Regions from separate parts of the Homo sapiens genome. Here region 1 is linked to region 2. The links are chromatin contacts, found by Hi-C or POLR2A ChIA-PET in ENCODE. All regions are on one chromosome and are shown on one strand. The core of a region is the stretch at or near the end of the contact, and the rest is flanking DNA. Distances in the headings are between cores, read along the strand shown. Region 1 overlaps FGGY (FGGY carbohydrate kinase domain containing). Region 2 overlaps LINC01358 (long intergenic non-protein coding RNA 1358).

Evidence for each region. A loop is a pair of places that touch in the nucleus more often than their neighbours do. ChIA-PET counts read pairs that join two places held with the same protein, here RNA polymerase II (POLR2A). Pooled maps may share reads with other maps.
Region 1: a loop to region 2 is called in a pooled map, with 2.0 times the contacts of the local background. The contact joins two enhancer-like sites. A Hi-C loop is called at or near these places in 10 of 168 maps with a recorded cell type or tissue (A673, B cell, CD4-positive, alpha-beta T cell and 7 more), 3 of 37 single-sample maps with no recorded cell type and 13 of 50 pooled maps. POLR2A ChIA-PET finds 5 or more read pairs at or near these places in 1 of 52 experiments (OCI-LY7).

Annotation. Positions count from the first base shown.
Region 1 is chr1:59,705,565-59,708,696 of GRCh38, forward strand. The region is part of intron 14 of FGGY (FGGY carbohydrate kinase domain containing); the gene reads left to right. Among named protein-coding and RNA genes, the nearest start is that of MIR4711, 26 kb to the right of the region's middle. Within about 2 kb of position 1,812, at least 13 of the 41 ENCODE cell types and tissues checked have a DNase peak (open chromatin) inside an H3K27ac peak, as active enhancers do.
Region 2 is chr1:59,082,914-59,085,634 of GRCh38, forward strand. All of the region lies in intron 2 of LINC01358 (long intergenic non-protein coding RNA 1358), which reads left to right. Among named protein-coding and RNA genes, the nearest start is that of HSD52, 63 kb to the right of the region's middle. Within about 2 kb of position 1,448, at least 10 of the 41 ENCODE cell types and tissues checked have a DNase peak (open chromatin) inside an H3K27ac peak, as active enhancers do.

The sequences.
Region 1 (3,132 bases), core at 562-3,061, 620 kb after region 2:
GGATCAGCCACAGGCAAATGAGATGCTGCAAGAAGCTGGATACTGAGCATGCAGCCTGAAGTCATCTGAGCGTTGGATCATAACCAGCTTCCTCTACTTACCACTTGACTTTGAGACATAACTTTGCTTCTCTGAGCCTTAGTTTATTTCTCTGTAGAATGGAGCTAATCACAACTTCAAATGACTATTGTGAGGTTTCACATTTCCCATGTTTCAGCACTTGGTATCTGCTCAATACATGTTTGCTTTTGCCTTTTCTGGTTAAAGACCTTTTTTCCCCTGGACCTTTGAATGCAACTGGTCATCTAAAACTATTGACTTCCATCTCTTCTGAGGATTTTTGTAGCCAAATGGTGGAGGCATATCTAGCTTGAGAGTCTGAGGCAATTTCCTGATGATACATCTCAGTGGGCCTAAAGGAAACGAAACACCTACACCATTGCTCAATGCTGGAAAATTCTCCACAGTGGCCGACCCCTTTAGGAGGAGGGAAGCCAGGGCTCTGGGGAACAGCTCCTGTCTACGTGGGTGGAGAGTTCTTTCTTCAAGCATTGTGGATCGTAAACTCACTGAGCCTCCTGCCTGTACAGGAATAAATTTCCCCTGCCTTTGAGATCATCTCCTCTTCTCCTCACCTCAACCTGGCATCCTTCTCTTCTTAAGGCAACACAGCACTAGAGGCTGACTGCCCAGCCTCTTGAGCCAGACTTCCTGGAATTAAAACCCAGCTCTGCCACTCTTTACTTGTGAGGCCTGGAGCAAGTTTCTTAATTACTCTCTGCCTCTGTTTCCCTGGCTGTAAGATGAGAGTGCTAATGTTATCTACCTCACAGAGTTGTTACATGGGTCACTATTTATAAAGTACTTGGCACATAGTACAGTACTCAGGGAGCTACTAATAAATCATATATGGTATCTGAATTTGGGCTTCTCATTTCACAGCCAATTGACTTTGGATAATATGCTTACTCCAAGCTCAGCTCTCTAATTTGTAAAATGAGTATGAAAATATCTACTTCATGGAATTGCTGGGCAAGTCAAATGGGATAATGTGTGTAATGATTGTAGGTACTCAAGAGGTGGTAGCTACTGTGGTGATGAGTATCAAAAAAGACAGGAATGAATATACAGAGACTATCCTAATTCTCAAAAGCCAAGAGACTGGTAGAATGTGGCCTCCACACTCTTAGCCCTGTGACCTTAGACCTAACCTCTTCAACATTCAGTTTCCTGATCTGTAGAATTAGATTGACAATGGTGCCTACCTCTAGGTTCATGATGAAGAAGGAGTAATAATAAATTGGGTTCATAGAAAGTGCTTAATAAAATTAATTATTATTGTTACCTGTATCTCCTGTCCATTTAAGGGAAGATTCCTATTTGTAGTCAGGGGTCCCTGGGCAGAAGTGATGACAGCACAGGCAGAGGGCTGCACCCCCTGCCCTCTCCAACTCTGGGGATATAGCACAAGGTAAGAAAGAGAAGCAAATCTAAGGAAGGGAAATTGAGATCAAAGCCTGGTTTCTATGGATCAGGCCAAAATGATTGAGGGAGAGAGAGAAACACAACTCAGGATGTCCATCAGGATTTATCTGCAGCAGTGTGTCTCATTTTAACTCTTAAAACAGTTTTGTTGGATAGGTACTATTATTTCCAGTTTTGCCTAGCGAAACTGCGAGCTGGAGAGGTTAAGTGACTCGCCTAAGGTCAGATAGCTAAAAAGTAGAAAAACTGGGATTTGAGCCCAAGTCTGTCCAACTCTAAATCCCTAATGATATGCTTTTAATACATGCCTTGCCTCTGCTGGGAATGACTCAGAGGCCAAGCTGTAGGAGGAGGGGGAGAGAGGGATGACTGTGTTTCTCAGGGTGAACAGAGTAGGCAGCCACAGGGGCAGTAGGCCCGGAGCTAACAGGCCTTCATGTAAAAATTTGGAAATTTTGCCTGAAAGACAAGAGAGTGTTTTCAGCTGAGGCCGTTTTCAACTGTACCCTGTGTACTAGGCTGAGGGTAAACCAAAACACAGCCATAAATAGTTCTCCACAGAATTCTCGTCACAACAGCCCACTGTATTCCTTCTGTTTGGAGATGAATGTTGAAACACCATGCATGAAAATGGCTGAGTCTGTTGCTGTTCATGAAGTCTAGTCACAGCCCATTCAAATGAAGCCCCCTTGGATGTGAATAGAGATACGAGAATCAGCAGATGATCAGCCATCATGGACTCTTGACAAATGGCTTTGCCCAAAGAATCGGCATCCTTGGACTTCATACAAAGCAGGCCTTCCCAAAGCCTCTGTTTTGAAGGGACCCAGTCTGTTTGAATAGGTGTTTACCCACTTGCTACAGAATATGTTTGTATACCTGTTCTTTAATTTAAAAAAGTATCAAAGCTAGAAGGGACTTTAACAAGTCATCTAGTCCAATGCATTTAAAAGAAGGGGACATTTGGTTCCAGAGTAGGAGGTAACTGTCCTAAGGTTATATAGAGAGAATCCGAGATGAAATCCAGGGCCTCCTGTTTCTTAGTCTAAAACATGTCTGACTCTGCCCTTGTGAATGCAGCCAATACAGGGACAAAAAGTCTTTGGGCTTCTCTAAAGGGAGGGACTGCAATGTGTTAGAAATGGGAAGGAGGTTATGTTTGCCCTTGGTGCTTTCTACCTTTCCCATCTATTCTTTTCCTCCCATTTCATTTTTTTTTTCCTCATCTGTCAGAACTAACCAGTCTAATGTGCTCAATTTTCATTCCCTAAGAATCAGACTCCCAGATTTCCAGAGTTACTGCTGTTTACCTATTTCAGAGCTTTTCCCTACTTCAACTGGGCTGCCTTTTGAACAATGAAAGGGACCCTAGACCAGGGGAATACCAGGCTCGGCCCCTATTAAGTGGGTCTCCTTGGTTAAGACATTGCCTACCCAAGTGTCAATTCTCAATCTCTAAGGTGCAGGTGAGAAAGAGGAAAGGGACAAATAGTAATTGATCACCTGATACATGCTGAACTCTAATTATATAACCAGACTTAATCTTTAAAGGAGGTTATGTGAGGTGGGTAGATATTATTATCTTCATTTGCAAATGAGGAACTAGATTTCTAGAAAGGTAATTCACGTTCTCAAAGCCATGGAATC
Region 2 (2,721 bases), core at 198-2,697:
GGGTCTGGCATTTATATGTGTTCATAAATGCAACAAATAAACATTTATTAAAATGCATTGATTTGTTCAGTTTTGTTTATACCTCTGTGGTGGATTGCAATATTGATTCCAATTCTACAACCCACCCACTGCCATCTTTTCCACAGCTAAGCCCCCTCCACGCTTCTACCATCCACACACATGCACTTTCTGATGCTGTAGGTTTCGGGTGAGACCAGAAGAACCTCAATTATTAAAAAAAGAGCTTTAAAAATGCCCCATTTTTTTTTTCTCTTTTAGCTTCCCCCCAAATACCCCACCCTCCTTTTTTTTTTCTAAATTTGAGACAAGGTCTCACTCTGTTGCCTAGGCTGGAGTGCAGTGGCACAATTTCAGATCACTGTAACCTCCACCTCCCAGGCTCCAATGATCCTGAGTCAAGCAATCCTCCCACCTCAGCCTCCCAAGTAGCTGGAGCTACAGGTGCACACCACGGCACCCGGCTAATTTTTGTATTTTTTTTTTTTTTTTGTAGAGATGGAGTCTCACTACATTACCCAGGCTGGTCTCGAACTCCTGAACTTGAGCTATCCTCCTGCCTTGGGCTCCCAAGGCGCTAGGATTACAGGTGTGAGCCACTGTGCCCAGTAGTTTTCACCTTTAAATTTTAAAGGTTACTTTTGCAGGCCTCAGGCATGACGGACAATGAGCAGGTGAAAAACCAATAGAAAAGTGTTCAAAAACTCCTGTGTTAACTAACAGGCTTCTGAATGTATCACTGTGGTCCACAGAGAAGGCTAGAGAAAGTAGCAAGAAGATGCTATGTCAACTACTACAGCCTTAAAACAAAGGTGGTGTCTATGTAGCTGAAATTTTTCCTATGTAGCTTGTGTTATTTTTGTTTAATCAAGCAAATAAGAGGGTTTTTCCATGGCAAACAAACAAACTCCAATGCATACCTTCTTTTCTTCTTTTTAACAATGAATAAAAAAAGGAAAGAAGGTACAGTTCTAAATTGACCCAATTTATTTTTCTTTTCTAAATGAGATTAAGATAAAAGTTGGAGAGAGGCCACTCAGATATGCTCAGAAATGATAGCTCAGCTTCTAACGGTTACTCAGCTTACATCTGATTAAGGTTTTCTGTAAAACGAAATTGTTCCTCATACCAGGCCGACTGGACCTGGACAGCTCTAGTCTGGGTCCTGGCCTCACAGTGCTGGGTCTCTCCGGGGCCCAGGCTAGGGACTGGAGATCCTGAGCTCCTGTCATTTCCCTCCCCTCCTTCCTTCCTTCCTTCCTTCTCCCCTGGCAAAGACTGTATCCTGTTGCTCTGAGCAAGGCCCAAGAGAAAGGCCAGCAACAGGTTATTGTGCTGGGAAGGAAGACAAATGAGTCCCTTTTCTGTGGGGCTCCTGGCATCCTGTTGGAGGAAGGAAAGGACAATGCTTTGAGGGAACTGGCTTTGCCGACCCCCTCCTGGCAGGCTCTCCCCTCTCCTTTCCGGTGTACCGTTTGTCAGCCCCAAAGCCTCCACTTCCTGAGTAATCACTAGATGCACGTGTGAGGTATGTGGTTCCCCCCCATGCCCAAGGCAGATTCCTGGCCCCACTTCAGGAAGTGCAGCTCAAAGAGCCCTGGACCAGGACCCTGAAACAAGGGAGAGTCTTGGCTCCTCTCTCTCTACCAGGGTAGCTATTGCCAGATCATTTCACATCTTAGGGCCTCTGTTATGGCAATTGTGTAAGTGCCTTCTGCACACTTGAAACTGCCCCCTGCATCAGGGATTCCCACACCTGCCTGTGCATCTGAGTCACCTGGGGAGCTCTGTTGCCCTACACTCTTCATATGCCCTGCCTGGACTCCAGGCAAAACAAGCAGACACTCCATCCCCAGAAATGTTCTGTGGTAATTCCAGTTCCCCTGAAATTAAAAACAAAAAACAAACAAACAAAAAAACTACCCTTCGTATCCTCTTACCTAGCTCTTTCCTATCCCCCTTCAATAAAGTGGTGGATTGATAGGTACACAGATACAAGAAGCAGTAAGGAGTAGTGGCTAGGAGAGTGAATTTCAGAGACAGACTTCCAGCAATCAAAGCCCAGATCCACCACTAGATATGTAAGCTTGGGTAGAACTTCGAACCGTTAGGTGCTTGCTTTTACTTATCTGTAAAATGGTAATAATAATAATATTACTTTCTAGGACTGTTGTAGGTTTAGGCTAATATGTTCAAAGCCTTTAATATAGAATTTAGCTGATCGAGGATACTATATAATGGTTAACTATTATTATTATTATCCCAGAGGTTCATTGAACATACAATGAATTTTTTTTTTCTGGACCTAATATCAAGCCAAGCACTGGCGACTTAGGAATGAATATGACACATTTCCTGCCCTCAAGAAGTTTTCAAGTCAGTAGGGAAGTCAGACTTATGAAGAACCAATTCTAACAAAATATTGTTACAGGATGGATCTCCCTAGGAAGCAGGCTCAGAAGGTGTTTAGCACTCAGGATGTTCTCAGGGAATGCCTTGAGATGAACACTTGTGGAAGAGGGAAAGGCCACAATCAGGACTGGCAGAGCGAGAAGGCAAAGCATGATGCAGGCTCTAAAACTATCTTGGCCAACCCCACCAACAGCTCTGGAACTAAAATGACCCTTCAGAGTTGTCAAAAGTGAAGCCAAGAAAGCCAGAGCTCTTTATACTCCTGTATCAATCAGTCACTGGATGTAGGTT